Linked DNA regions of Homo sapiens: region 2 is linked to region 1. A link is a loop called in an ENCODE intact Hi-C map of the cell type or tissue named here. Cell type or tissue: CD14-positive monocyte. All regions are shown on one strand. Each heading gives the region's core, and the rest is flanking DNA. Links, peaks and the distances in the headings are about the cores only. Region 1 overlaps PRKAG2 (protein kinase AMP-activated non-catalytic subunit gamma 2). Region 2 overlaps PRKAG2 (protein kinase AMP-activated non-catalytic subunit gamma 2).

The links. Hi-C counts contacts between places; a loop is a spot of excess contacts. Peaks named below come from ENCODE experiments on the same cell type or tissue, not always from the same donor. Only the 100,000 strongest peaks of a DNase experiment are listed, where the experiment ranks them.
Region 2: it touches region 1 in a loop (2.9-fold over the local background); 3 of 110 quality-filtered maps call a loop at or near these places.

Annotation. Positions count from the first base shown.
Region 1 is chr7:151,787,598-151,802,587 of GRCh38, forward strand. All of the region lies in intron 1 of PRKAG2 (protein kinase AMP-activated non-catalytic subunit gamma 2), which reads right to left. Among named protein-coding and RNA genes, the nearest start is that of PRKAG2-AS2, 11 kb to the right of the region's middle. RefSeq lists enhancers at 2,920-3,421, 6,510-7,407, 7,952-8,091, 8,352-8,934, 8,935-9,516. In CD14-positive monocyte, for the core only: no CTCF peak of the experiment used is centred there; DNase peaks (open chromatin) are centred at 6,144, 8,164, 9,024, 10,304 and 3 weaker places; H3K27ac peaks cover 7,550 bases.
Region 2 is chr7:151,737,516-151,752,505 of GRCh38, forward strand. All of the region lies in intron 3 of PRKAG2 (protein kinase AMP-activated non-catalytic subunit gamma 2), which reads right to left. Among named protein-coding and RNA genes, the nearest start is that of PRKAG2-AS2, 61 kb to the right of the region's middle. In CD14-positive monocyte, for the core only: a CTCF peak has its summit at 8,031; DNase peaks (open chromatin) are centred at 5,546 and 7,926; H3K4me3 peaks cover 1,245 bases; H3K27ac peaks cover 2,585 bases.

The DNA.
Region 1 (14,990 bases), core at 4,792-12,791:
ATCAGTTGATGGACATTTGGGTTGCTTCTACCTTCTGACTATTGTGAATAACGCTGCTATGAGTGTTATGGTATGAATTGTGTCTCCCTTCCCACCAAAAAAAATCTATATGTTGAAGTCCTGCCCCCCAGGACCTCAGAATGTGACTGTATTTGGAGATAGGGTCTTTAAGCAGGCAATTAATTTAAAATGAGGTCATTAAGGTGGGCCCTAGTCCAATATGACTGGTGTCCTTCAAGGAAGAGATTAGGACACAGGCACCTACAAGACAGAGACCACACATAGAGACACAGGGAGAAGACAGCTACCAACCCAAAGAGAGGGGCCCCAGAAAAACCAACCCTGCTGATATTTTGATCTTAGACTTCTAGCCTCCAGAATCATGAGAAAACATATTTCTGTTGTTTAAGCCACCCCACTTAATCTGTAGTGCTTTGCTATGGCAGCCTAGCAAACCAATATAATAGGTGTACGAATATCTCTTCAGGACCCTGCTTTCAATTCTTTCCAGTTATCCCCAGAAGTGGAACTGCTGGACATCAGGTCATCCTACTGTCAATTTTTTGAGGAGCCACTAAACTGTTTTCTGCAGCAGCCACCCCATTTTACTTTCCCACCCACAGTACACAGGGTTTCAATTTCTCCACATCCTCATCAACACTTGTTATCTTTGGTCTTTGTTTTCTGTGACAGCCATCTTAAGTGGGCGTGAGCTGGTATCTCATTGTGGTTTTGATTTGCATTTCTTGGATAATTAGTGATGTTGAATATCTTTTCATCTGCTTATCGGCCACTTGTCTATCATCTTTGGAGAAATGTCTATTCAGGCCATTTGTCTGACTTGTTTGGAGAAATGTCCATTCAGGCCATTTGTCTATCTTGTTTGGAGAAATGTCTATTCAACTCCTTTGCCCATTTTTTAATTGGGTTGATTGTGGTTGAATTGTTTATATATTCTGGTTATTAACCCCTTATCAGATACATGACTTGCAAATATTTTCCTCCATTCTGTGGGTTGCCTTTTTACTCTGCTGTGTCCTTTGATGTACAGAAGTCTTTGATTTATCTAATTTGCCTTTTGTTGCCTGTGCTTTTGGTGTTGTATTCAAGAAATCACTGCCAAATTCAGTGTCATGAAGCTTTTCCCGTATGTTTTCTTCTAAGAGTTTTATATTTTATGGTTTTAGCTCTTATATTTAGGTCTTTGACCTATGTAAATTTTTGTATATGGTATAAACGTAAGGGTGCAATTTCATTCTTTTACATGTAGATAGCCAGTTTTCCCAGCACTATTTGTTGAAAAGATGGTCCTTTCCCAGTTGAATAGTCTTGGCATGACTGTGGAACGTCATTTGACTTTATCTCTGAGAGTTTATTTCTGGGCTCTCCATTCCATTCCATTGGTCTATATGTCTGTATTTTATGGTAGTATTACACTGTTTTGATTATTGTGGCCTTATAGTAAGTTTAAAATTGGGAAATGTGAGACCTCCAACTTTGTTCTTCTTTTTTTCAAGACTATTTTCCCTATTTAGGGTCCCTTAAGATTCCACATGAATTTTAGGATAGACTAATTGTTCTGTTTTTGGAAAAAAATGCCACTGGGATTTTGATAGGGATTGCACTGAATCTATAGACCACTTTGGGTAGTCCTGACCTCTTAACAATATCGCCTCCCAATCCATAAACATAGGATGTGTTTTCATTTATTTGCGTGTCTTCTTTCATTTCCACCTTTCATTTCCTTCTGTAGTGTTCTGTGCACTTAACCTTTCTTTAACCCATTCCCTTCTCTCCACGTCCTTGCCCTGGGGGTCCAGGCCTACACCCACTCTCACCCAGTTCCCTCTTGGGCCACCTAATTATTGTCCAAATTGTTCAGCCTTCCCTGTTTGGATCTGTGCTCCAAGTCTCTGCTTAAAGAGCAACCCCTGAAAGGGTGAGCCTCATCACGTCAGCCCCCTGCTAAGGCCCCAGCCACTCGTACCGTCACCTCAGCAATGGCTTCCAGGCCTGGCTGACTGAGACACGCCAGTGAGATCTCAGATGTGCAGATTCCAGACTCAGCCTTTCTGGTGGTGTTTATCTCCAAAGTTCTCAGCCCTGGCTGCACACTGACATCACCTGGGGAGCATGGGTAGAGTGCACTGGCCTGCGGTACAGCGAGGGCATTTGGAAATTCCACCACAGACCAGATGGAGAGCTGCGTGCCTCCCAAGGAGGAGTCTCAGGAGTCTCAGACACAGTCAGGAGCTCCCAGCCGGCCCTGCAGGCTGCAACCCAAGCCCCATAGATGAACTGACCTCCGCAGCCTTATTTCTGATGTTCTCTGTTCCGGTCTCCTCCTTTCAGCAACAGCCCAGGCAGAGGGTTTGTCATTTTCCAAACACAGCTATGCATCCATGGACATCCCACCTGGAATGCTGTCTTAACTCCTCAGACACTTCTGTTCATGGCTACCATCCACCCCTCCTGTGAACTGCTCTCATTTTGCTTCAGCCACTCAGGGACAGCTCCAGGGTCCCATCCCCAGCCCCCAGCATGAAGCCCGGCCCATAGCAATGCAGGAATCACCCTGGTGCCATTCACCAAACACCCCAAGCCCTTTCCTTCCTCTGAGCTCTCTTTCCTTCCTCTTGCTCTTCCTGCTCCGTGTCCCCAAATCCTGGCTCACAGAGTAAACTCCTATGTGTCCTGCAAAGCCCAAGTCAAACACACTCTCTGGCTGAGAGTCACCCTCAGACAGAATTAATTATCTCTTATTAATTATCCTAGACTGTGTCCCACAGTACTTTAGATACACCTTTATTACCAGACTGATAATCCCGTATTATACTCATCTATCAGTTTATTTCTCTAACTAGACTTTGAATCCATCCCTGGCAAGAGGAAAGCTACCCACCTCTCTATTCTTGGCCTCATACTGTACCCGGCAGGCAGCAGGTTCCAGATGTGTTTGAATTAACTCCCCGACCAAGCACCCTCTTGCGCCTGCAGCAAGCATGGGGCCGCAGAGTCTGTGCCGCTGGGCCAGTGAACCATCAGGCCACACGCAGTTGCAATTCACTAGGAAGTGACGAGGGACCAGGGTGGGTCTCTTATCGCCCATTTTAATGAGCACATTCCTCTCTGGTTTCAAATTCTCATTACCCTCTAACATTTGTTCAGCACCAGCAGTTTCCACATGCAGAAGCTTTTTCACAAATCCTCACTTGCTCCTCATGCAACCCTAAGCAGCATCCTGCTCTAACAACTGAGGCCGAGGAGGTTCAAAGGGACTCACGTCAAGATGGTGTAAAAGAGCTGAGGGCCGGATGTGAGGCCTGCTGCTAGCTCAGGCTGCCCGTGGACCCCAGGCGGCTGCCCGGAGTGGTGGAGGCAGGTCCCACGCAGGTGTCTCGGGCTGGAGTGAGTATGAAAGCATCAAGTCAAGCCCAACATCGTGGCCTGCTGCGTGGCTGCTGGACTCAGGTGTGTGTGCCTGCCTGGTCATGCAGCCCAACAGGGAAGTCCCCTGGCACAGATGGCAGGCTTTGCTGGAAGGCTCCCCACCCCCAATCCCACCTCCCAGCAAGTCCCAGTATTCTAATCTTGGCTCTCATCTCCAGAGCTCACCAGGAAACATCACGCATCTTGGGGCCGGTGTGGGAAAATCTCTAACTGCAACTATGGCAACTAGAGTCTTGGCTTGTAGAATACTTAGGACCTGGTGTCTCGGGTGACATGCCAGAAGGCCCAGGCTCCTGGATGTGCCCCATTCCCGTGATTTCTAAATTTAAAACTCCTGCCAGAGCTTTGGGCCTTCCCCACCACTGGTCTCTACTCCCAGTCCAGTCCCTCACTTCCTCTTCCCGTCTGCCGGCCACTCAGGCCCTCACAGGACTGGGAGGACATTTAGGGGGCAACGCTGAGGCACCAAGAGATGCTGAAGCCCTGATTTCCGCCAAGAGACAGCTTTAGCACTCTGATTTTCATCCGCTGCACAAAATGTAAGTCAGACCTTGACCACATGTGTTGGAGATAAAAAGGTGAATTTTCAGGATTTGGACTGATAAAGTCACCTGTCAGAAAAGCATCAGGACCAAAGAGAAAAGCCCTAAATCTGAGAGAATTCCTGAGATGTAAGCTGACCTTAAAAGCAACTCATTCATCCATCTCGCTGCCTTAGAAATCCAGGCAAAAGCCAAAAGTCTATCACAAAAAAAGTGAAGTATTAACGACAGAGCCAACATTAATCTGACATTAGTATGTCCTTCTGAAATCTCCCAACTGTTGCCTCATTTGGTCCTTACAGCAACCCACACAAGTAGGAAAGACAAGTGGTATCATCCCCGACTATAGATGAAGATACTGAGGGTCAGAGAGGTTAAGTCATTTGCCCAATGCCAGAGAATCAGACAGTAGCAAGCATGTCCTGTAACCAGGTCCACCTGCTCCTAGCTCAGAACTCTTTCTATGAAACTTTACCACCTCCTTGGAGTGGTTCAGTTCCAGTAATAGAAAAACAATTTGGTATCAGAGGCTATAAAAAGAGAGCTTTTCTTCCTAAAACAAGTATCCTTGGCACAGTGTGACCTCAGGGGAAGGAAGGAAGGATACATAAGGATTTGTATAGTCCTGTGATTCATTCCCCAGGCAACTTACCATACTAACTTTCTCTTCAAGTTCTTCTTAACTAAAAGTAACTCAAGCTGGTGTTGCAAGGAACAGGAAAGTCTAAAAAATCCCACCACCAAATGCAATCACTTCACATTCTTGCACTATCCACATTTGGAGTCACATACAGCTCCTCCTGCCCCCGGCCCGCTACTTATCCCAATATTTCCCCATAGGATAATAGACTTTCTAATGTTTGCAATCAACTAATTTGTGTATTCTTGAAGGATGGGGGCAGTTTTACTCACATCTTAGCCCTGACAGCAGGTGCTAAGTGTATATCGATCAGATGCAGTTCCGACCTTCCAGCGTTTCTGATGTTTTGTCTTACAGAGCTCCTTTGTTGATGCAGCTGGGATACCCCAGAAAGAAGACAGACAAGAGTGCAAATACAGGACAAATAGAAAGGCTGCCAGTAGCAGGGGCCCACGATGGCCCCCACCTCAGGGCAAACTCGAGGTTTACAATATCAGGGTCACGATACAACATTCCTGTTTGATTCCAACCGAGGAAGCAACACATCGAGAATGATTTGCATTCTCCGCTCCTGCTGAGCGGACCCCAGCACAGAGAGCACCATCTGGAGCTGCTGGGCCTTGCGTCCGCCGAGGCCAGGGCCCCTCCCGGCCATATTCAAGCCCCCGTGTCCCTCAGGCCCACAAGAACACAGCCTGCAGCAGGGAGGGAGCCGGGGGCTGAGCCGGAGCCCCAGCTCTGTGATCTGCGATCTGGGGAATCTTGGACATATCCGGACTTCAGTTTTTCATCTGTCAAATGAGAGGGTTGAACTAGAGAACCTGTGAAGATGCCTTGTAGCTCGCACGTTCTCTGTTTTTACCCACTGAAGCGGACAACAATAGGCGAGATCAGGAACATTGTAAAGGACTCCCATTAGACTCAGAATAAGATGCATGTTCTCATCTCCTATCTTCATCATCAAAATAATTTCCTCCTACTCTCAAACGACCAAAGACTCTCCACTGCTCTCAGAGCCACAGGGTGTTTGGACGGAGTCTCGGGGCGTGCACCGCCGGGGAAGGAAGGAGCTTCCTCTGCCTTCACAACGCTATCTAGGTGAGACGGCCAGGACCCAGCAGCATTTCTGCCTTTCCATCTTAACCTGTGTCTTGATACGCTTCTTAGGTTCTAACCCTTAAGGTTTCTCAACTGATTGTTCAGCTCCCTCAATCCTAAGGGCCTGGGCTGTGGGATCCAGCACCAGGCGGGTTCTATCAGACGCCCAGTGACCCCGGGAAAGCTGCGTGTGGCATCTCCAGCTACAGGCCCGAGGCCCGCGGTTCCCACCTGGACCCCGTCCTGCCCACCTTGCCTGCCCTCAGTCACTGCCCGGGGAGTGGCTCATAGGTTCTGACCACGGCTGAGTGGTGACTGTGGCCTGGATCTCGCCCCAAGTGGTGACGGCCTTGGCAGGCCCCTCTGCTGGGAGGCACGGGGGAGGTGCCTCTGGACAGGCCGGCCTTGCGCAATCCCCAAAACCACCAAACGGGCAATTCTTGGTACTGATGGGCGGCAGGAGGTGACCAGAGCCAGGTCAATTGGAGCCTTTGAAAAACATTCATGTTATATAACCACTCTCAGAAAAATAAGGAACAAATATTGAATCACTGGAACCAGGCAGCAGGGGAGGGCCAGTGGCCAAATCCGGGAAGGCCTAAGCTCCACTCTCAGAGAAGTTCCAGAGCCATTTACTTTCCACAGAGGACACCGTAGTTTCTCACTACAGCCTAAGCAACTTCCTGATGTCAAAAGAAACATCCAACTGTTTTTCACTCCTATGGCCACCCTTCCTCCCTGGCTCCCTCACCTGGTGGTCCTGGTTCCCACAACCGCCTCGGGGCTCCCCTTCCCCGCCCCCCAAGGCCAAGGACCCTGGCCTGGCAGCCTGAGCCTCCCCTGGCTTTGAGGAAGTCCCCTGCTCCACCGTATTCCCAGTTCCTCGTCTGGCCCGAGGCCACCCGGGGCTTCCCTAGCTCCATATCAGCACCAGACATGAAACTCTTTTTGCTCAAAACCAAGTAGCTGCAGAATCCCTGGCCCGGAGTGCCCAGGAGACCTCGACCCTCCCCGCAGTTCTGCATTCACGTCTTATGTGGAGCACGCCCTTTAAAATCCAGGAACCTCCACTTTCCAGTGTGTAAAAGGAGGCCATCATCCTTCTTATCACGGGCTGGTGGGAAACGAGACCAGAGGACGTCATCAAAGGCCCTTCCCGCGGTGTGAGCCCCCGTGGCACTGGGCATGGCGAGGGCCGCTGGCCGAGGGCACACTGGGGCCTGATGATGAAGGCTGTGGGGAGCAACAAAGGCATCATCACCAGGGCAGCCAGGCCCCTCATGCGGCTCCCGCGGAAGCCAGGGCAGTTGCTCACACTCAACCAAGGCCTGAGATCGGGTTTCAGAGGCTTCTGCAAAGACACTGGCTGTCCCCCTTATAATTAGAGAGCTGTCTTTATCCCGTTCCCAAGGTGAAAGCCAAGATGATTCATGACTTGTGCACGGCAGTTCTAAAGAGGATCACAGCATGGCCGCTGCCAGAGTCTCCGGCTCTGTCCTCGTGCAAAGGGCAGCCGAGCCTTTCCTTGCCCACTCCGGGCAGCCTTTACTTGACCAGAGCTCCATGGAAGCTTGGAGGGACCCCACTGGCCTCCTCACGTTGTGGTGGAGGATGCTCTGCAGGGGCCAACAGTGCCTCTTCTGACCAGCTGGGGGTGGCCATCCTGACCGTCCTGACCTCAGGGGCTTGTGCTGTGGGATTCCTGAGAGCCCCTTCCTAGTTCAGGGCCCCAGGGCAGCCTCTTACAGGCAGCTGCTCCCAGGCCAGGTTGAGTCCAGCCTCTGCTCATCACACATGCTTGTCTTCTTCCAGCCTGTCTGAGATCCCCCAGAAGGAGGGAGAGTGGGGGGCAGGGGCAGCACCTAGAGGGACAGGTTGGGTGGAGGCTACAGGAGTCTGGGTCAGCTCCCAGTTCATGAGGAAGGAGGCAAGTACCTGGGAGGCCCCGGGACATGCAGGTTGGGGGGCGCATTTGCATGGTCTGTGCAGCCGTCTCCTCGAGGACCAGCAGCAGGCAGCCTCCCAGCTCCCTTCCAAGGGTGTGGCCTGGGCTGCAGGTTGCCGCCTCCATCCGGAGTAGCTGCGGTCTTCACAGGTGGCACTGCGGGCCCCAGCCAGGGGGCAGGGGAGGGGATGTTATGGGACAGGGAGCGCTGGGCTCCACTGACCACATCCCATCGTGGAGTCAGTAACGGTTAATTTGATGTGTCAGCCTGGCGAGGCCATAGCACCCACTGATTCAATCAAATACCAAGCAGGTGGCTGCCGTGGGCGTATTTGCAGACGTGGATGACATCTACAGTCAGTGACTTGAAGTGAAGCAGATCATGCTGAATGATGTGGGTGGGCCTCCCCCAATCCGCAGCAGGCCTGAAGAGGGAAAACAGAGGGTTCTGGAAGGGGAAATTCTGCTTCATGATTGCAGCATCGACTGCCTGAGCTTCTAGTCCGTCTGCCCAGTGGATTCGGGACTTTCCAGTTCCGACCAACGCATGAGTCAATTCTTTCAAACAAATCTCATATATATATATATATATATATATATATATATATATATATATATCACGATAATATGTATATGTAATCATGTTATATACATTATATAGAGTTAATATATTATGTGATTATATCTCAATATACATATTAAGAAAAATATGTATATTAAGGAGATATAATCACATAATATATTAACTTAATATATTTTCTTAGTATACATATATTAAGAAAAATAGGAGATCTATATGCTTGGATCTCTAGTCTTGGTTCTCCTTCTCTGCAGACCCCTCCTAACACAGAGCCCTAGGCCCCCTCACCCGAGCTGGTGGGGACAGACATGGGGAGAGTCCAGGGTAAAAGCAGGCCGCTGTTTGGAAGCTCTCAGCCTTCGCTGCATAGACGGATGGGTCTGCTCAGTCATCGGGTGGGCTCTCCGCCCACACTGTGGCTCTCTGTCCACACTATGGAACCCTCACTTTGCCCAGGGCCCAGTGAGACACCCACAGGCCCCAGCTGGACGAGAGGACAAAGACGGATGTGAAGGGCCGTTGTCCTGGCAGTGCTTAGAGAACAACAGGAAATGGCCAAATGTCCTCCTTTGACTGTCAGGGAACATTCACAGTACGTGAAGGGCAATCACAGGTTTAGAAAAGCACCACGATCACCTCCTAGCCTCGTCTCTGAGCCTTGGCAGCAGAGTGGGGCAATCCTCTTGCCTTCGCACGCTGGGTAACAGTCGTGCAAGTGTCTGTCATGGCATCTTGTCACCCTGTCCTGTCACTGAGGGCCTGTCTCCTGCCACACCCAGTTGGAGCTCGGCAAGGACCGCGTCTTTTTCACCCCTGAGTCACCGGCTCCTCCCAGGGCTGGATTCCATGAGCCTCTGTCCTTCCCCTTCGCAGAGCTGACACGGGGAGAGTGGTCATAAGCTGGGGCGTAAATGACTGAGGACGGCCCGGGGGCCAGTAAACACCAAGACCTCGGGATAAGGGAATGACATCCTGATGCGCCACCTCCAGCCCCTGTACGGAGGGAACAGCCCTTCATTTCTAGGACTGTCTTCAGCTCTGACATTATGATTCTACCAAGACAGGGTGTGAAAAGGCCAGCTCTGGGGTTCTGGGGAGGTTTTATTGGCTCGCAAATAAAATGCCAAACCACCAGCCAATACCAGCATAGAGCCCTCCGTGGGCACTACCGACTCAAGGGAAAGGCCCCGAGGCCCCACACCCGGCCCGGCCAGCCAGCTGCAGACACACCCTCCAGTCATCGGCCACCCAGACTTCAGAGAGGAAAAAACCAGCCACGAGGTGAAAGTGAGATGGCCCCGGCCTGACCTCTGCTGCAGAGGCCCAAATGGCCCTGGTCAGATCTGACGCTTCCCCCACAGTCAGCTTCTTGCCACCCCCCCCACCCCCCACCGCCGCCTGGTGCTCCCCACCGGGTACACACCCAGCGGTTTTGGTTAGTGCTTGAAGACAAACTGCAGGAGGGACACCATGAACTACAATAAAATTGGGCACCCTGGGGACATTTTTGTAAGGTCACCGAGTTGCTGGCTGGCTCTGAGACACACCCTCCTCTACGTAGAGGACCTTGTGTGAGAGAGGACACCTCTGAACGAGGGCTCAGAGACCTCATTTCTGCTCCCAAACAGCTACCCAAGATGTGGCTTTGGGCTTTGGCCCAGAGCTGAGGCCTGCAAAGGCTGCCACCTCAGTGCTTCCAGAATCTCAACTGTCCATATTTACAGAGCCATACATCAAAAGATTCTTCCCCAACACTTTCTACGGGTACCCAAGGACTCCTTCTACTCCATCTTGTTTCACCCACCTGCTCTGTGCCAGGCACATTATAGATCAAAAGGTACAGGGAGTTCAGAGGAAGGAGGAAATACCATGGACTTAAAAAGCAAGCCAGGGCTTCCCAAGCCAAGCATAGTGAATAGAGGAGCTTTCATTTGTCTCCTCACTTCCATCCCGGGGTGAGCCGGCCACTCCCGCAGCATCTGGCCACGGCTCTTCACACTGACAGTCCCAACTTGTCAGTGGATTATGAAATCAATTTAGTGGATTGCACAACCACCAAAAACTGAATTACAATAAGAATGTATCTCATGGTTGCATGAAGCCTGTGTCTCAATGATTCACACACACATAGAATAAAATGTACTTTGTTTGTTTGTTTGTTTTTTCCCCTGAGACAGAGTCTTGCTCTGTCATCCAGGCTGGAATGCAATGGCACAATCTCGGCTCACTGCAACCTCCGCCTCCTGGGTTCAAGTGATTCTCCTGCCTCAGCCTCTGAGTAGCTGAGATTACAGGCGCCCGCCACCACGCCTGGCTAATTTTTGTATATTTAGTAGAGATGGGGTTTCACCATGTTGGCCAGGCTGGTCTCAAACTCCTGACCTCATGATCCACCTACTTTGGCCTCCCAAAGTGTTGTGATTAGAGGTGTGAGCTACCGTGTCCGGCCTGTTTTTTTGTTTGTTCGTTTTTTGTTTTTTGAGATGGAGTCTCACTCTGTCGCCCAGGCTGGAGTGTAGTAGCGCAATCTTGGCTCACTTCAACCTCCGCCTCCCGGGTTCAAGCGATTCTCATGCCTCAGTCTCCCAAGTAGCTGGGATTACAGGTGTGAGCCACCACGCCCGGCTAATTTTTCTATTTTTAGTAGAGATGGCGTTTTCCCATGTTGTCCAGGCTGGTCTTGAACTCCTGGGCTCAAGGGATATACCTGCCTTGGCCTCCCAGAGTGTTGAGATTACAGGCATGAGCCGCTGTACCCAGCCTGAATAAAATGTACTTCCTATTGTGTTGTGGGTGAAAAAGTCTGAAAAATTCTGCATTAGATAAGCTTTGAAATCATGCAGGTAGATTTCAGGGAACAGAGAAGAGCTGACCTTCTGTCCCCGAGGTGTCACCAGAAGTGTGGAGCAAGGGGTACCATCTGTCCTCCTCTCCTGGCTGAAGCCCTCTGACCCCTCTCCGTACTTTATGCCCAGAAATACACATGGAGTTAAGAACACAGAACATCACATCTCTTTATTACCACAAGGGTGTGGTGATTCCCTCCCTCCTCACCTCTCACCACCACCCCCATCTGCTCCTCCCCTGGCCCTTTGACATGCAGGGTAGCTTGGCCTCATCCCCAGGCCACCGCTAGACCCAGAACAGCAATTACACCTTTGGGGACAACCACCAGCCCCAGCCCCCTGCCGAGCGGTGCCTGTCAGCTTCTGTTCCCAACTGGCCCGGGCCTGCTGCGGGTGCCCTCACCTCTAGCGCCTAAACCCAGAGAACTGGGCAGTCACAGGGTGTTAGGATGGAAATGGCCTCAGAAATTCTCCAAGGCCCTTCTGTTACAGGTGGGGTAACAGATGTCCAGAGATTCAAGCAAGTTGCTCAGAGCCACATGGTAGAGCCGTGACTCAGCCAGAACCAAATCCTGGTCTTGCAACTTCTAACCAAGGTCCCTTTTGATCATGTCATGCTCTTATAGCTGCTTCTGACTTTCTAGCTTGTGTTTCCACTACATAAGCTGGTAACAGTAACTCTTACAGGATTGCAACGGGCTGGCCATCCCTCGCACGGGCCTGGCTATACTGGGCACATAGCAAATGTTCTAATTCTATGAAGCCACTTGGGTTCTGCGGGCACCTTTGCATCTTGTCTCCAGCGACAGCACAAAGCCCGTGCTCCAACTCCCTTTCTGGTGTCATTTATTGTACATGAATCTGTGACTTCCCCAGAGCCCTTCAGTCTGTGATCCCAGCCACGCAGGCGGCAGCCGCTCCAGGAACTTCCCAGGAACCATGGAACCTGTCGTGTCCTCCAGACTGACGGGCGCGGACACTCTGCATGGAGGGGCTCCAGATGCCACCGGCCAGCATCTAGCATCTAGCCAGCAGCGATGCATAAAGACCAGCCAGGTCAGGAGAAGGTGTCTGCTACTCCCCATTCCAGGCCACACCGCCAGGGCCACGCTGCAGGCAGCTACCAGATAGGACATGAAGGTGCCTGGGAGGTATGCCGCCCCCTCCAGAACCTCACACCGGCCAAAATCCCTCACGGGTGGGCTAACAACACTCACAACAACCACACTGCTAGCTCTTTTAAAATTTTACTTTTTAGTCTTTTTATAAGTTTAATTCTTGTTTAAAAAGATAAATTGAACCTCTACCCCCTCAGTGAGGCAGGCCTGGATCTAGATTTCTGCCTAACCAGCTGTGTCATTTGAAAGTCGCCTCACGGGCCGGGTGCGGTGGCTCATGCCTGTAATCCCAGCACTTTGGGAGGCCGAGGTGGGCGGATCATGAGGTCAGGAGATCGAGACCATCCTGGCTAACATGGTGAAACCCTGTCTCTACTAAAAAATACAAAAAATTAGCCAGGTGTGGTGGCGGGCACCTGTAGTCCAAGCTACTCGGGAGGCTGAGGCAGGAGAATGGCGTGAACCCGGGAGGCGGAGCTTGCAGTGAGCTGAGATCACGCCACTGCACTCCAGCCTGGGCGACAGAGCGAGACTCTGTCTCAAAAAAAAAAAAAAAAAGAAAGTCGCCTCCCATCTCTGGTCGTCAGTTTCCTCCTCTGAGACAGGAGGTGTCTAGACTCAACCCCTCCAGCTCCTCCAAGGCCTTCCCAAAACAAATTCTGTTCCAGGCCATCCCACCTCCCAGCACCGCAATGACACTCCTCCTTCGAACACATCCAGGTGGGCCCCAGGGCCACGCTGGTCACTGCCACCTGGTGGGTACAGCCTGTGTTCAGGCCCCAAGGCATGAGCAGTTCCAGGACAGAGGCAGGACAACCACCAAAGGATGTGATGGCAGCCAGGGCTTGGGTGAGGGAGGGAGGGAAGGGCAGGTGGTGCACAGGGGATTTCTAGGGCGGTGGAACCGCTCTGCATGAGAGTGTAATAGTGGACACACAACATCACACACACGACATCACACATTTGTCAAAACCCACAGAATGTACACCACCAAGAGTGAGCCCTAATGTCAGCTATGGACTTCGGTTAACAATAAGGTATCAACAGAAGCTCAATGGTAACAGAGGTGCCACAGTAATGCCAGACGCAGACAACAGGGGAGATTGGCATGGGGGCTGCAGGGTCAGGGAGGGGCAGATGGGCACCCTCTGAACTTTCCGCTTCAGGTTCTGTAAACCTAAAACTGCTCACAAGTAAAATCCACTAAATTTTTAAAAAGCAATAGCAGCAAATGGCCAGAGATGGCCTCAATTTCATCTGCCAAACAACTGCCCATCACGCCAGGCCTGGACCACCCACCCAGCTCCTCAGAGATGCTGGAGGTCATAGGTTCCCCAGGAAATGGGAACTGGAGAGGTCAATTCTTCCTGTATCCACGGCTCCAGGTCCTTCTAGAACACAGAGAAAGGTGCATGCCATGCTCCCAGGCTCAGGGTCAGAAGATTAGTGGGATCCAGTCTGAGGCTCAGCGCTCAGACCAAGAAGATAAATGAGACCAGAGACACTCAGAGATTAAATACCTTGCTGGGGCTGGGCAGCAAGGAAGCTGGGAGAAGGGTCTGAGAACCCAGGTCCCCATCTCTCAGGCCCAGGCCCTTGGCCCCCAGGCTGGGGCAATGAGGACCAAGTACAGAGGGCTCCAGATGGAGGCCAGGGACCAGCTGCAGGCACCAGGCAGCCTCAGAATGTCTGGAGCTGGGGGACCCCTCACAGGGCTCGCTGGGCAGCTGGTTCATCGGGGAGACTACGTGGTGCAGAAAAGCTTGAGTTTCTTGGTTGGGGACTCAAGGCTGCAAACCACGGCGCTAATGAACCTAAACAAGGGAATTTGCTAGGTTTTCTTATTTTTGGTGTTTTGTTGCCAACAAACTCATTCTGTTCTAGAGGGGCTTGTTATATAAGGAGGAGAGGGAAGAAAACTGCTGAGATGTGAGGCCAAAGTCACCAGAGGAGGAGAGACTTCCAGATCAGCTGCTGCGCCAGCTGGGAGTCAGGTACAAAAAACAGGGGGTTGTTTGCGTCTTTGTTTTTTCAAACAAGAAAAAGCAAAAAGCCTGCATCGCATGTCCTAGGAATGGGGTTAAAAGTCGTCGTCTCTTGGGACAGAGTTTGGACGCCTCTGTGAGCAGGGCCTGGTCACTGAGGTGTCCCTGACTCGTGTCCTGTGTGCAGGATGGAGTCTCCATGCAGCCCAAGCCTCTCTGCAGGGCCTGGTGGCTGCTGAGAGGCAGAAGGAAACCCCTCCCTGAGTGTGGCCTCTGCGTGTGTCACCTACACCTGTCAGAAGGGTTTGGGATCTTTCTTTCTCATGGAGAAAGTGCAGAAGATTCTGGGTCAGGCCCTGTGGGACATCCCTAGAGCCAGAGGACCGTCCCCTTTGTGTAGTTTGTCCCTGGCATTGCCAGTGCTTCTGGTTTCACTCTTGGTTCTCAGCAGTGGATCCTAGAAGCCCCCTGGATCATGAACTTCTGCCCTTTGCACTCATGAGGCCCAGGGACACCTCCCTCTGCTTGTGCAACACGAGGCTGCCACGTCTCAGGTCTTCGTGCCCAAAGTGAGTGGACTCTGACCTTCCAGGATGGCCGAGGGTGCCAACGTTTCCCAAAGATCTGTTTTCAGACTAATCTGGGAGACAGCCTTTGGAGAGGTCCGTGAAGAAGAAAGGGGAACTCCACAGGTGGAGGGGAAACCGAAGCTACCTGAGGGATACTCCCCACGGCCCACCTGGCCCCCTCTTAGTCTGCACTGCCCTATTTTCATGGCTTAAAGGG
Region 2 (14,990 bases), core at 3,431-11,430, 51 kb before region 1:
ATAACCTCCCAAAACTGCAACGCCATCAGTTTCTTCAGCGGAATTGTTATTATCTACGGCTCGTCCGAAAACAAGGGGATGGAGTGTGGGGTGGAAGCGCCCCAGCAGCTTGCCACTGGAGCCCAGGCCTCCTCAGGAACCACAGGTCCAGCCTCCCAACTTGGGTTGGGCTGCTTTTCATGCCTTTTCTCTCACCTCTTTCATTTACAGAGCTCAGTGCCACTGGAGTTGTTGGCCCAGTCACTGCAGATGCCTGATGAGATAAAGATGGCTCCACACTCGGGCAACAGGAAGGAGGGCAAGGGAAGTCTTCCATTCTATCCCCATGAGATGAAACCCTGGAAGCTCAGCTCCCACCCCAGATCTGCCATTCCCATGGGGCCTCCATCCACAGAAGCCAGAGATGCCCAGATCTGCCACTCCCACGGGGCCTCCATCCACAGAAGCCAGAGATGCCCAGATCTGCCACTCCCACGGGGCCTCCATCCACAGAAGCCAGAGATGCCCAGATGTGCCACTCCCACGGGGCCTCCATCCACAGAAGCCAGAGATGCCCAGATCTGCCACTCCCACGGGGCCTCCATCCACAGAAGCCAGAGATGCCCAGATCTGCCACTCCCACGGGGCCTCCATCCACAGAAGCCAGAGATGCCCAGATCTGCCACTCCCACGGGGCCTCCATCCACAGAAGCCAGAGATGCCCAGATCTGCCACTCCCACGGGGCCTCCATCCACAGAAGCCAGAGATGCCCAGATCTGCCATTCCCACGGGGCCTCCATCCACAGAAGCCAGAGATGCCCAGATCTGCCACTCACACGGGGCCTCCATCCACAGAAGCCAGAGATGCCCAGATCTGCCACTGCCATGGGGCCTCTGTTGGGAGCAAGCCCCCCAAAATCTGGCCATAAACTGGCCCCAAAACTGGCCATAAACAAAATCTCTGCAGCACTGTGACATGTTCATAATGGCCCTAACGCACAAGCTGGAAGGTTGTGGGTTTACGGAAATGAGGGCAAGGAACACCTGGCCTGCCCAGGGCGGAAAACCGCTTAAAGGCATTCTTAAGCCACAAACAATAGCATGAGCGATCTGTGCTTTAAGGACATGCTCCTGCTGCAGTTAACTAGCCCAACCTATTCCTTTAATTCGGCCCATCCCTTTGTTTCCCTTAAGGGATGCTTTTAGTTAATTTAATAACTATAGAAACAATGCTAATTATTGGTTTGCTGTTAATAAATATGTGGGTAAATCTCTGTTGGGGCTCTCAGCTCTGAAGGCTGTGAGACCCCTGATTTCCCACTTCACACCTCTATATTTCTGTGTGTGTGTCTTTAATTCCTCTAGTACCACTGGAGTTGTTGGCCCAGTCACTGCAGATGCCTGATGAGATAAAGATGGCTCCAGGCTAGGGCAACAGGAAGGAGGGCCAAGGGAAGTCTTCCATTCTATCCCCGTGAGATGAAACCCTGGAAGCTCAGCTCCCACCCCAGATCTGCCACTCCCATGGGGCCTCCATCCACAGAAGCCAACCGGGTTCGGGTCTCCCCAGCTGAGCTGGTCTCGGTAGCCTCCATCTGCAGGGGACACACACCAGCTCCCAAGAAGCCTGCTCGGCCCCGGCATGGCTCCGGTGTAGCTGGAGCTGGTTCTAGCATTTCAGATCCCATCGACTGGTAGAGCAACTGCTCACGTGATTGGACCTGACCTATTAAAGATGTGTAAGTGTGCTCTTCCTGCCTAGGGGACCTGACCCATCTCTGTCTAGAATGACCTCATAGTCATACCATTGCTTAGCCGATCAAGAAACTATGGTCTCAACTTTTCTCATGCAATTTCTACCAAATTGACTGAGTAACAACTGTCTACTTGGTGCTGTGCTGAATGTTGTAAGGTCAGGGAGTCCTATAAGGCATGACCCAGCCTTTATTTATTTATTTATTTATTTATTTATTTATCTATTTTTATTTATTGAGACAGAGTTTTGCTCTTGTTGCCCAGGCTGGAGTGCAATGGCACAATCTCAGCTCACTGCAGCCTCCGCCTCCTGGGCTCAAATGATCCTCCCACCTCAGCCTCACAAGTGGCTGGGACTACAGGTGCACACCACCACACCCAGGCAATTTTTGTATTTTTCGTAGAGACGGGGGTTTCGCCATGTTGCCCAGGCTGGTCTCGAACTCCTGGCTTCAAGTGATCCACCCGCCTTGGCCTCCCAACATGCTGGGATTACAGGTGTGAGCCACCACACCCGGCTGGAATTTTCTAACCTACCTGCTTTCGCTTACACCATTTGCCCTGCCTCCTAAGCCCGTGGTTTTCAGCTCTGCCTGCTGAAACCCCATGAAACCCTTACGGCCCAATCCAGAGACCGTGCCTTCCCCCAAGTGAGCCCTCCCTCATCACTCCCCAAAGAGGGGACTTTTCTCTCCTTTGAAAGATTTTAGCTCTTCTATTCTATATGTGAATGTCGCCCTTACCACAGAGAAGACTGGGAACCCCAAAAAGATAGGGGCCCAGGCCTCACCCGTTGTGAGGATCTCCCAAGCCTACAGCAAGGCACCTGCTTTGGGAGGCACCGGACAGTCACCCTGAACGCCTGCGGTCCCTCCAGCTGCCCCTGCTCCCTGATGGAGCCGACTGGAGGGACTACCTGGCCAGGCTCCTCCTCCCGGGCTGCTGGTTAGCTGCAGCCAACAGTGGGCACAGCAGACGCCCGAAGGAGGGAGGAGTTGAGGCTTTCATAGCTCCCTACATCCCTGCAGGGTTGCTCTGGCCTTGCTGTGTCATCTCCCAAGGGAAGAATTCAGCTCCTCTCAGAGAAACCCTCCCTCAGACCTCTGTCTTGGGTCAGGGACCCTCTCCTTCATCCTTCAGGCACAGCAGTGGCAGCAGCCCTGCTGATACGAACCCGAGTTACTGCACCAGTCCTAGGGGGTTCCTGGCAGCCTGCCCACACCTTTGAAAGTAGTGTCTTTATTCAATTCTCCTCCAGTGATCCAAAAAGTTCAGTGTGCCTCCTTTCTCCTGCTGGGACTGACTGATAGATACGGGGATCAGATATTTGTAGCAAGGATGCATGAATGAACACACAAAATAGGTCTTGCTCTCAGTGACTTTGCAAATGAGCTGGAGACAAAGATAAACAATGCTAACTGCATGAAAAAGCCGTGAGTATGTGAGCCGTGGCTGCAAGTGTCGTCAGCACAAAGGAAGGAGAGGAGAAGGCCCGTGTGGCCCTGCCCGGAGAAGGGGAACTTGAGATGGGCCTTCAGGGTTGGAGGGTGTGAAGAAGAGGGGGGAACCCAGGCCAGGCCAAATCAATGCCGGAGGGGACCCCAGCCTTCCCAAACAAGCCGCGAAATCTACCGCCAGCTAGGTCCCCTGATATACTGATGGATTATTTCTGCTGTTAAATATGGTAGCCCAAACTTAACTGTGATTAAATTCTGGAAGTAGGTAAGTTTAGGAGTTTCATGTTTAGATGTCTTTTTTTCTTTTTAAAAATCAGCTTCTAACAAAAATTGTTTTCTCGATTTAAAAATAAAATAACACCTGGTGCGGTGGCTCACACCTGTAATCCCAGCACTTTGGGAGGCTGAGGCGGGAGGATTGCTTGAGCCCGGGAGGTCCAGGCTCTAGTGAGCCATGATCCTGCCACTGCACATCAGCCTGGGCAACTGAGTGAGACCCTGTCTCAAAAAATAAAATAAAACAAAATAAAATAAAAGTAACAAAGCAAAACATCTTTAGGAAAAGACCTGAACAAGTATCCCAATAAGAAAGAGGCAGATTTGATTAAAAGGAAAATGAAAAGGTTTTGTTTCAGCCAGTGTACTATTCTTACACTACATAATACAACGGACAGAAAGAACATTTCAAGGCCGGGCGCAGTGGCTCACACCTATAATCCCAGCATTTTGGGAGGCCGAGGCAGGTGGATCACCTGAGGTCGGGAGTTCAAGACCAGCCTGACCAACATGGTGAAAACCCATCTCTACTAAAAATAAAATTAGCTGGGCATGGTGGTGCATGCCTGTAACCCCAGCTATTAGGGAGGCTGAGGCAGGAGAATCGCTTGAACCAGGAGGCAGAGGTTGCGATGAGCCGAGATCATGCCATTGCACTCCAGCCTGGGCAACAAAAGCAAAACTCTGTCTCAAAAAAAAAAAAAAAAAGAACATTTCAAAGTTTAGTGACTGAGGTAAATGTATTGAAATTTGTGTGGAAAATAACCAGCAACTTAGGCAGGCCTGACGTTTCCGTGCTTGAGTTTAAATGGTCATTCATTCAACAGGTAGTTATTAAACCTCTAGTAAGCGTGCAGGGCAGTTGTTGATTGAAGGGATGAGGTGCTACAAATAATTCGGAGAAATTCCTGTCCTCTAAGAACCATATTTTATTTGTAACATAATAACATTTACTGAATGCCTACCATATGCCAGCTGGGGTGCTGGTCACCTTACAGTTATTATTTTATTTCATCCTTCCCACACATGAGCAGGGCAGGTATAATTAACATTTCATTGAAATTGAATAACTGAGGGTCAGAGAAGTAGTTTGACCTGGATGGCACAGCTGGTAAGTTGAGAGAAGATGGACTTGTCCCCTCATGTGGACCCGATTCCCAAATTCACATCCTTCCACCATACCATACTTTCTCATCCATGTGCACAGGAAAATTCAGCAGCCATTCAATACCCTAGCCTGAATCCCATAGGACTCCAGAGGACCGCTGTGGACTGAAGGGATTTGGAAAAGAATTTCTCTCTACATCCTGATTTTTCATTTTAGGCTGGGAAATTTAAAGGCAAAAGAAGAAGCATGTTTAAAAATCCTGACTGTGGCTCACGCCTGTAATCCCAGCACTTTGGGAGGCTGAGGCGGGTGGATCAAGGTCAAGAGATTGAGACCATCCTGGCCAACATGGTGAAACCCCGTCTCTACCAAAAATACAAAAATTAGCTGGGCGTGATGGTGCGCACCTGTAGTCCCCGCTACTCGAGAGGCTGAGGCAGGAGAATCACTTGAACCCGGGAGGCGGAGGTTGCAGTGAACCGAGATTGTGCCACTGCACTCCAGCCTGTGCAACAGAGTAAGATTACATCTCACAAAAAAAAAAAAAATAAAATAAAATAAAAAGTCCTTATTTGCATTAAAGCCACCTCGCAACACAGACCAGACGAGTCAGGAGGCTACAACAAGCTGACCTGCCTTGTGGGTACACCGTACTCTGGAAGCACAAAGCCGGCTGCTTCCTCCCCGAGGCCACTTCTAGGTGGCTGAGCACAGAGGTGGGGCACAAAAAACTCCTCACTGCTGGGGTCTTTCTGTTTGACTCACACATGCCTGAAATTCCTTACATGAGGGACAAAGCTTTGGATCCCACGATTAGAGATGAACGCTGATGCGTTGGGAGAGATGGCGCCTTCCCATTGCAGGGCAGGGGCTGAGGACCCTTCTTCAGCATACGTGGGCGGGGGAAAGTTGACCACTCACAGGCGGATGGGGACACCAAACCTTCCCCTCTTCTGTTTCCGCCAGTCGATGATCCCACATGAATAGAGGGGAAACTCCCTGCCACAACTGTGACCCTGCTCAGAGTTCCTTCTAACAGAATGCTTTTCACACTCAGAATTCTTTTTTAAAGGGAGGGGCTGAAAAAGGAAGGAAAGAATGGCTCCCAAATAGGAACCGTATTTTCTAATGTATTTTTAAAGGGCCAGGGCCTTTTTGGATCACAGTTTAAAACTCACACCCCTGGCTGGTGCTGCAACCCAAAGCCTGGCACGGGACCAGGTAATTCGGGTGGCAGATGCCTTTATCTCTTAGCAGTGCCCCGTGCTGTGTGGCCAAGGCTTCCAGGTCACCATTCTGACACTAGGTTTATAAGATCTGGGAGGGAGTGAAATCAGAGCTCAGCTCATTCAACGTGTGTTCTTTACGTGTGTCTTCTGGTGGCTGTTCTTTTAGATTTCTGACTACAAACCTACCTTTGACAACTCGAAAAAGAAAACAGTGTGGAAGAATACTACCACAAGGCATTTCATACTGTTAGCATGCTTCATTGTTTTCTGGCTTTTGGTTTAATTTTCTCCCCAGCTAGACTGAAAGCTCCCCGATGACAGGTATCTCACCCGCAGAAGAAAGAAAAGGAGCGATTACTGAGTTCCTCCACGAGACTCAGGAGCAGCATGATGGGTCAGGGAACAGCAAGCCAGCTGCTGCTCCATGCTCGGCATCCCTGGGAGCAGCATGTCCTGTTCCTGGAGGACGCTTTTGTGGCTGTTCTGGAGCCAGGGAGGCTGTGCTGACTGCTCCTCTGCCCTCGGCAGGGCTCCAGGCTTGGCCAGCCAGGGCTGGGCTGCGGGAGGCCATGGCACTAGGTCCCGTTCACTCTAATACTTGGATTTTACCAGGTGTGCCAGCCCCCCCACATCTGGATGCTGCAAAACATTCCACAGCCAGACTGTGCACTACACAGCAGAGCTGGGGGCGAGAGAGATGAGGAAGGAGAGGTCAGGGGAACTGCAGATGGGCTCGAAGATGGAGCACGGTCACCCCTGCTTCCTGCACATGAGGATAAGTGGCGTGAAGGCGACCACCCTTCCACAAGAGACACAATGGCGCTCCTGTGGCTCTGATATGTAACCCCCACCCCCAGACTCCGGTGACCCAAAACATGCGAGTAAACCCTTTAATTGCTGGAGGTTCTCAGCCGGTGCCCCGGGGCCACGTTCCCACGGCATCGGGGAAGTGCCAGGACATGTGGCACATGTTGTCCCACTAACGTGGTGCTGGTCCAGGCTGCAGGTTGGAGCCCCACCCCAGCCTTATCGCCTGGTGAATGGGACTCTGGGTCTCCGTTGTAGACACCATGGTTGGTGCCTAGCCTCCACTTGTCCCCCACCCCACCACTGCAGTGGGCATCTGAGAGCCGAGGGCGTCATCAGGCCGAGCTGCCTCCTACTCCAGGTAGCCTGTGAATACCTACAGGATCAAGCCCCTTGAAGCCCACCCTATCTCTGGACTTCCAATTATATCAAAACCAAATTTTTGAAAAGACCCCAAGCTTTCCGTCTCATCAAAGCCACTTTGCATGTTATGTGAAGCTGCAAATAGTCTCCTTGAAGCTGTCACTGGGGACCCATATGAGAGAAAAGTCACTGAGACTCCGTGTAACCACCCTCCCTCCATGCGCCTCCATTCATTCATGAGACTGGCACTTCCCAGGGCAGGGCTGCTGAGGCCTGGGAGCACCGCGCAGGCAGAATCAGCCCGGCCGACCGAGAGATCCACCAGCAGAGCAGGGCAGGGGGAACCCTAGTCACCCACACCCTGCGGCTGTACAGAGCTGGGAGACTTTGCCCGCAGCAGTTTCCTACATTCTTCTCAACCATGCTGTGTGGTAGGGAGGCCAGCCATGACTATTCAGTTCAAGAAATAACATTTTTCAAAAACCCAGAAGTTCAGAGGTGCTCAGTGATTTGCCCAGGATCCGTGGGCAGCTTGTGGGATTGTGGGGGTCGACACTGGCTCTGCTGGTTCCTCATCAGGGGGCCATCAAGAGCCAGGCTGCCTCTGCTCCATGGGTGGACGGCTGCAGAAGCAGGTGAGGATGCACTACTCAAAAACTTCCCGCTCATCCTGAACCTTTGCGGATCACGAGGCCATACCTGCAAAGCACCCAGTCCCCTGCACGGCTGCGTTCCAAACCACATCTCATTATGCAAGAGGGCACGGGTCCCCTCCGCGCCGGGGAGCAGCAACACGCCTTAGCACATATTTGCCAGAGCTCTCCTGCCGGTTGCAAAATACTGTGTCATGTTTCATGGAAAGTTCTAAAGGTCACTGCTGCACTTGACTCTGAGATCGCCACGTCGCCTCACTGGGGCCTCCACGCCCTGCCCCAGGAGGTGTTTATGAGCTGGCACCTCTGCGGAGCACCCTCTGCCCTGACTCAAGCCCCCACGCCTCTGTTCCACGTCAGCCCGACACACTCATGGTCATGCACAGCCTCGTGGTGACCACAGGAACTGGAGCCTGAGTCTCTGAGTGACAAGAGGGTGATTTTTTTGGCAGAGACAAACCACCTCAGCTCACACAGCTCCACTCACACCAGCGATATCTAAGGCCACTGAGAACTGGCAGAGGCAACAGGGGCATCTTGATTTTAAAAACACAGAGAAGTACTAAAAAGGTGAAAAACGATAGCAATAATTATTTTTAGCATGCCGAAATGCAGCACCCAAAGAGTAAGAAATCCCTGGATCTCCTTAAAATCTGGAAGGGGCATCGCATTCCCCCATGGAGGGCTCGGTGGGGCCCTTTTCAGTCCCTTCTCGTGGTGCCTGGCAACCCTGCAGTCGCTCAGTGTCCAAGAGCACACCAGGCCAAGAGCTCTGAGGGCTCCAGCGGCAAGAACCTGCCCTGATTCCAGCTGCTCCGTGGCGCAGAAGCTGAGCGCTGGGCTCAACGGGGGCCACCAAGCAATGGCTTCTGAAAACCAGATTCTGAAACTCTGCAGGCCAGCCATTTGGGTTTTCTGTTTAATTCTCTTTAAGTGATTTAATTCTCTTACAAGTGCTGAAGTGAGCTGGGAATGCACCGAAGCCTTGGAGAAGGACCCGGTTAACTCCCGGACTCAGCGGAAAGCCAGTTTGGCCTGTGGTCTCTCACTTCTAGGCGATGGGGCAGGATTTCCAGTGTCTGGACCTGGGCTGGTCACAGAGCAATCCACCTCCTCCTGCACGTCACTCCTTAAGAAGCCCCTAGCTTAGATTATGAGGGCTGAGCTGAAGTTTGCCTCAGATCTCTTTCTTCTTATAGTGAAATATATTTCAAAACAAGGTAACAGGTAGAAAGGTTTAAAACACTTAGGTCAGAGAACCTTAAAGCAACACAGGTTCACCCATTGGCATGCAATTCTGAGCCATTTAGTTTATTCTTCCACATTTCTCCCATAAGAGAGACCATTTTACAGGGTTTCAAGGTGATTAAATAAGACAGAATAGCAAAAATATCCTGTAAGCTGCAGAGCATTTCACAAACAGAGGACATGGCCATTCTCTGTCCCTGAAAGCAGCCTCTCAGGAGCTCCACTAGCTCAGGCACAAGGTGCCCGAAAGGACCTCGCGTGAACAGCTGCGGAAAGCCTGGGTGAGGACTGAAGGCCGCCTGCTCCAGTGGCTGCTCCTGGGACGGCTGCTGGGCACCATGCTGAGAATTCAGAGGCTGTGGCCGGAGCCTGGGGAGAGAGCGCTGGGCTCCACGATTCTGGCCTGGCCAGGCAGCGCTTGGACTTGCAATAGGAGCTCCACACCTTGGCAGAACCTGCTCTGGATCTCAGCAGAGAAATCAGAAGGAATTGGACAAAGCCCTGCTCATCAGCCCAGTGCTCAAAGCCCCAGCATTTCACGTCCTGAATGAGGAATGAAGGGATTTTCTCAGTAACAATTTACTCTTTTTAACCACACATACTAAGAAAACTTTATTCGCAGCAAATTGTGATGGGGCGGGGGAGAGGGTAGGTACCATTCAAGGCAGGAACATGGGCTGCCACAGAGCAGGTAGTGGCACAAGGAAGGAGACAGAGAGGGTGAGCAGAACTCGGGCAGAGGGCACAGACATCCTGCCTCAAACAGAAGTTTGTTCTCATAACTCAGTGGCTGCTGCTGGATGTGTTGACGCATATAGGGTGATCTAGCAAGAACCTGACTCATCTATAAAGAGTGAAATTACAGTACTTGGTATCTTTTGAATAAGAAAACTGTTGGCTCTCGCCAGTAATCTCAGCACTTTGGGAGGCCGAGGTGGGTGGATCACCTGAGGTCAGGAGTTCGAGACCAGCCTGGCCAACATGGTGAAACTCCGTCTCTACTAAAAATACAAAAATTAGCCGGGCGTGGTGGCGGGCGCCTGTAATCCCAGTTACTCAGGAGGCTGAGGCAGGAGAATCGCTTGAACCTGGAAGGCGGGGTTTGTAGTGAGCCGAGATTGCGCCACTGCACTCCAGCCTGGGTGATAGAGAGAGACTCCGTCTCAAAAAAAAACCAACCAACCAAACAAACAAAAAAACTGTAAAGTATGTAATGCATCTGACACTTAAAAAAGATGTATGCTCTGGTACTCGATGGCTTAAGTTCCAGATATCTAGAAAGTTAGCTCACGTGGCTTGTTCATTCCTTGAGACTGGCAAGATACAAAAACAAAACAAAACAAAACAAAAAACAAAAGTCATTCTACCACTTGATTGTTCACTCTTTCAGATTGGCTTTATCCCAAATGTCAGATGTTACTACATTCACGGACATCACTCACCTCAAATTCTTTTCTGTTTATAGCATCACTCTCAGTGGGGCTAAGGGGGTGAAAATCACCTCTTGGAGGGGGCAAAAAAACTTACTTTTTTTTTTTTTTTTTTTTTGGGACAAGGTCTCACTCTATTGCCCGGGGTTGAGTGCTGTGGCACAATCTCAGCTCACTGTAACTGCCACCTCCCAGACTCAGCAATCCTCCCACATCAGCCTCCCTAGTAGCTGGTACTACAGGCACGTGCCACCACGCCTGGCTAATTTTTGTAGTTTTTGTAGAGATGGGGTTTCACCATGTTGCCCAGACTGGTCTCAAACTCTTGGACTCAAGTGATCCGCCCACCTCGGCCTCCCTAAGTGCTGGGATTACAGGCGTGAGTCACTGTAACCAGCCAAAAATCTTACTTCTTATATACAAGGAACAGCTATACTTACAGTATAAGTAAACAATAGATAGTATATGTAACAATGTAAACAATAGATAGTATATCTGTTTTATTAAAATTTCATAGAGGTTATCAGAAAAAAGTCAGAAAGGCATTTTAGGGGGTAATTTTCAAAAGATTGATTTTTTTAAAAGAGAGCAGAGGGAAAACTGGGAAGGTGTGGGGTGGGACATTGAATTATCTGCCCCTCCATTTTAATAGGACGTCAACATACAAGGTTTAACACTGATAAATCATAAAATAGTTGACGAGGCATATGATTTTTAAAGGCTTCTTTTGGGGTTTGGTTGAGGAGGGTGGGAACTACTGCTTTTCAATATAAATTGTTTTGGAATGTTTGGTTTTTTTAACCATGCGATTGAACTACTTCACTGAAAATTAAAATGTAAAGGGGAGAAAATTGAACAAAAAAAATCTGGTAAATGGTGATAAGTATCTATAGCAGACAAAAATCAGCAAGGTACATTCTCAAAAACTCCCTTTGGCAAAAGCTAAAATAAAAATAAAAAAGGTTGCAAAACTCCGTCATCAGCAGCGGCAAGGAGGAAAGAACATCCGTGCCGTGCCACCTGGCCTTCGCCCCGCCGCGCCCGCAGCCAGAGAGATGAGCTGGGCACTTTCACCCAACCTGCCCCCAGTGACGACAGTGAGAGTATTTGCTAATCATTCGCCAAAATTTTAAAACACAGTTTTCTGGGCTTTAGGCAACATGGGGCTGGCCTGGGTGTTTTGGAGCCTCCGAGGGTGAGGAAGAGGCTGACGGTTTTCCTCATAGAGGCCCACGGGCCAGATGTCTCCAGAGAGGAGATGCTCAAAAGAAACTGTGCTCACTGCAAAGCAGAAGAGATGCGGTTAAGCAAGAGAACTGGATTAACCATCCATCCAAAGATCAAACTCAGAAAAGGAGGCTACGGAGAATTTGCCATCTTTTCTCTCTCCTCACTAGAAGCTTTAAAGGGATAGTTAGACCCTGAGTCAGCCTTTCACATTGTAGCAAGCAGACACCTGGAGGGGCAATGAGACAGTCCCCCGTCCATCAGCCTATCCTGATGCCCCATTTCTTTGAATCAGTGAACTGTAGTCCCCGGTATCCACCTCCCTCACTCTCTCTGCTTCCTCCATTTCAGTAAGCGTTCAGTGTCTACATGGGCCAGGTACAGAGAAGCAGCATATGAAGGTGACGTTGGTCATCAAAACTCTGCTGTTATGAAACATTTTTGTGCATCAGAGGACAATAATAAGAGAGTGAAAAGGCAGCTCACAGGAAAGGAGAAAATATTTGCAAGTCATATATCTGATAAGTGTCTAGTATCCAGAATACATAAAGAACTACAACTCTACAACAAAAAGACAATCCAATCAAAAAAATGAGCAGCTGCCTTGATTAAATATTTCCCCAAAGAAGACACACAGGTGGCCAAAAGGTACAAGAAAAGATGCTAAACTTTACTAGGGAACTGCAAATCAAAACAGCAATGGTAGACCACTTCACATCCTCTAGGACAACCACACTGAAAAAAAAAAAAAAAAGGAAAAGAACTGGGTCGGGCATGGTGGCTCATGCCTGTCATCTCAGCACTTTGGGAGGCCGAGGTGGGCAGATCACGTGAGGTCAGGAGTTTGAGACCAGCCTGGCCAACATGGTGAAATCCCATCTCCACTAAACATATAAAAATTAGCTGGGCATGGTGGCACATGCTCATAGCCCCAGCTACTCGGGAGGCTGAGGCAGGAGAATTGCTTGAACCTGGGAAGCAGAGGTTGTAGTGAGCCGAGATGGTGCCACTGCATTCCAGCTTGGGTGACACAGCAAGACTCCATCTCAAAAAAAAAAAAAAAAAAAAAGAACTGAACCGTTGGCAAGGATATGGAGAAACTGGAACCTTCATACATTGCTGATGGGAATGTAAAACACTGCACTGTGGAAAACATTCCTCAACAAGTTAAACACAAAATGACCATATGACCCAGAACCTGCAGTCCTAGGTATATACCCAAGAGAACTGCAAACGGGTGTTCCAACAACTTGTACATGAACGTTGATGGCAGCTCTATTCACAAAAGGTGGAAACAACCCAAATGGCCACCAGTGGATGACTGAGTAAGCAGAATGGAGTCTATTCTACAATGGAATATTATTCAGGCATAAAAAGGAATGAAATTCCAATATATGCCACAAAGTAGATCGACTTTCAAAACAATCTGCTAAGTGATAGAAGCCACATGCAGAAGCCCGCAGGTCATGGGGTTCTGTTTCTGTGAGATATGCAGAATAGGCAAGTCCAGAAAGGCAGACGGCAGCTTAGCATCTGCTAAGAGCTGTGGGAAGGGGTAATGGAGATTGAGGGCTAAGGGATGTGAGGTTTCCATTTGGGGTGATGAAACAGTTCTGGAACTAGATTGGGGTGATGGTCGCACAACACTGTGACTACTGAGTTATATACTTTAACACTGTTAAGGTGGCCAGGCACAGTGGTATGTTCCTGTCGTCCCAGCTACTAAGGAGGCTAAGGTGGGAGGATCACTTGGGCCCAGGAGGCAGAGGTTGCAGTGAGCCAAGATGGCACCACTACACTCCAGCCTGGGACAGAGCAAGACCCTGTCTCCAAAAAAAAAAAAAATTTGTTAAGGTGCTAAATTACATATTATATGCATTTTACCACAAAAAAAGTTAAACCTACAAATACTAAAGGAAAATATGGATTAATTCTACAATCTGGATTTCTAATGATGACTAAGTATGCTCATGCTATTGTCTAATGGCTATTTTCATGTCTTTTGAGGATTGCCTAGGCATGTCTTTTGCCATACTGATTCAAAGATTCCTTTTTTTTTTTTTTTTTGAGACGGAGTCTCACTCTGTCGCCCAGGCTGGAGTGTAGTGGTGTGATCTCAGCTCACTGCAAGCTCTGCCTCCCAGGTTCATGCTATTCTCCTGCCTCAGCCTCCCAAGTAGCTGGGACTACAGGTGCCCGCCACCATGCCAGGCTAATTTTTATTTATTTATTTATTTACTTATTTTTAGTAGAGACGGGGTTTCACCGTGTTAGCCAGGATGGTCTCGATCTCCTGACCTCGTGATCTGCCTGCCTCAGCCTCCCAAAGTGCTGGGATTACAGGTTTAGTAAGCCACCACGCCCGGCCCAAAGATGCCATATTTTTTTTACAGCTACATGGTACTCTGCTATGTAGCTGTAACTTCTTTATTTCATTGAACTACTCTATTTATTATTTATTTATTTATTTATTTTTTTGAGACAGGTTCTCGCTTTGTCGCCCAGACTGGAGTGCAGTGCAATCACAGCGCACTGCAGCCGTGAACTCCTGGGCTCAAGTGATCATCCTGCCTCAGACTCCCAAGTACCTGGGACGACAGGCACATGTCTCCATGCCCAGCTATTTTTGTTTGTTTGTTTGTTTGTTTGTTTGTTTGGTAGAGACAGGGTCTCGCTACGGTCTTGAACTCCTGAGCTCAAGCAATCCTCCTGCCTCAGACTCCCAAAGTGCTGGGATTACATGTGTAAGCCACCTCACCTGGCCAACTACTCTCTTCTATGTGGGTGTTTAGGTTGTCTCTAATACATCTGCTGAGAAGGCCTAGAAGCAATGACACCCCAGGAGTGACATGCACACGTAAACACTATTTGCCACTAAAAGTGACAAGGGCTCTTTAGAGCAATGGCTAATTCCAGGGCTGGGGTGAGGAATGTACAAGATCAGCCAGAAAGCCAGGAAGTGCCCACAGCATGATGGGGACAGGGTGGGGATATGATGGGGAAAGTCAAAGGACACAGTGATCCGCCTGGAGAGGCTCCTGCTGGCCACGTCTAGGACAATTTGAGCATCAAAAACTTGATAATGAAGACATGGAATCAACCTAAATGCCCATCAATGACAGACCAGATAAAGAAAATGTAGTACATATGTGCTGCGGAATATTACACAGCCATAAAAAAGAAAGAGATCACGTCTTTTGAGGGAACATGGATGGAGCTGGAGGCGATCATCCTTAGCAAACTAACACAGGAACAGAAAACCAAGTGCTGCATGTTCTCACTTATGAGTGGGGGCTAAATAATAAGAACTTACGAACACAAAGAAAGAAACGACAAACACTGGGGGCTACTTAAGAGGCAGAGGGTGGGAGGAGGGAGAGGAACGGAAAAGATAACTATTGGGTACTGAGCCTAATACATGATGAAATACGTGGGTGATGAAATAATATGTACAACA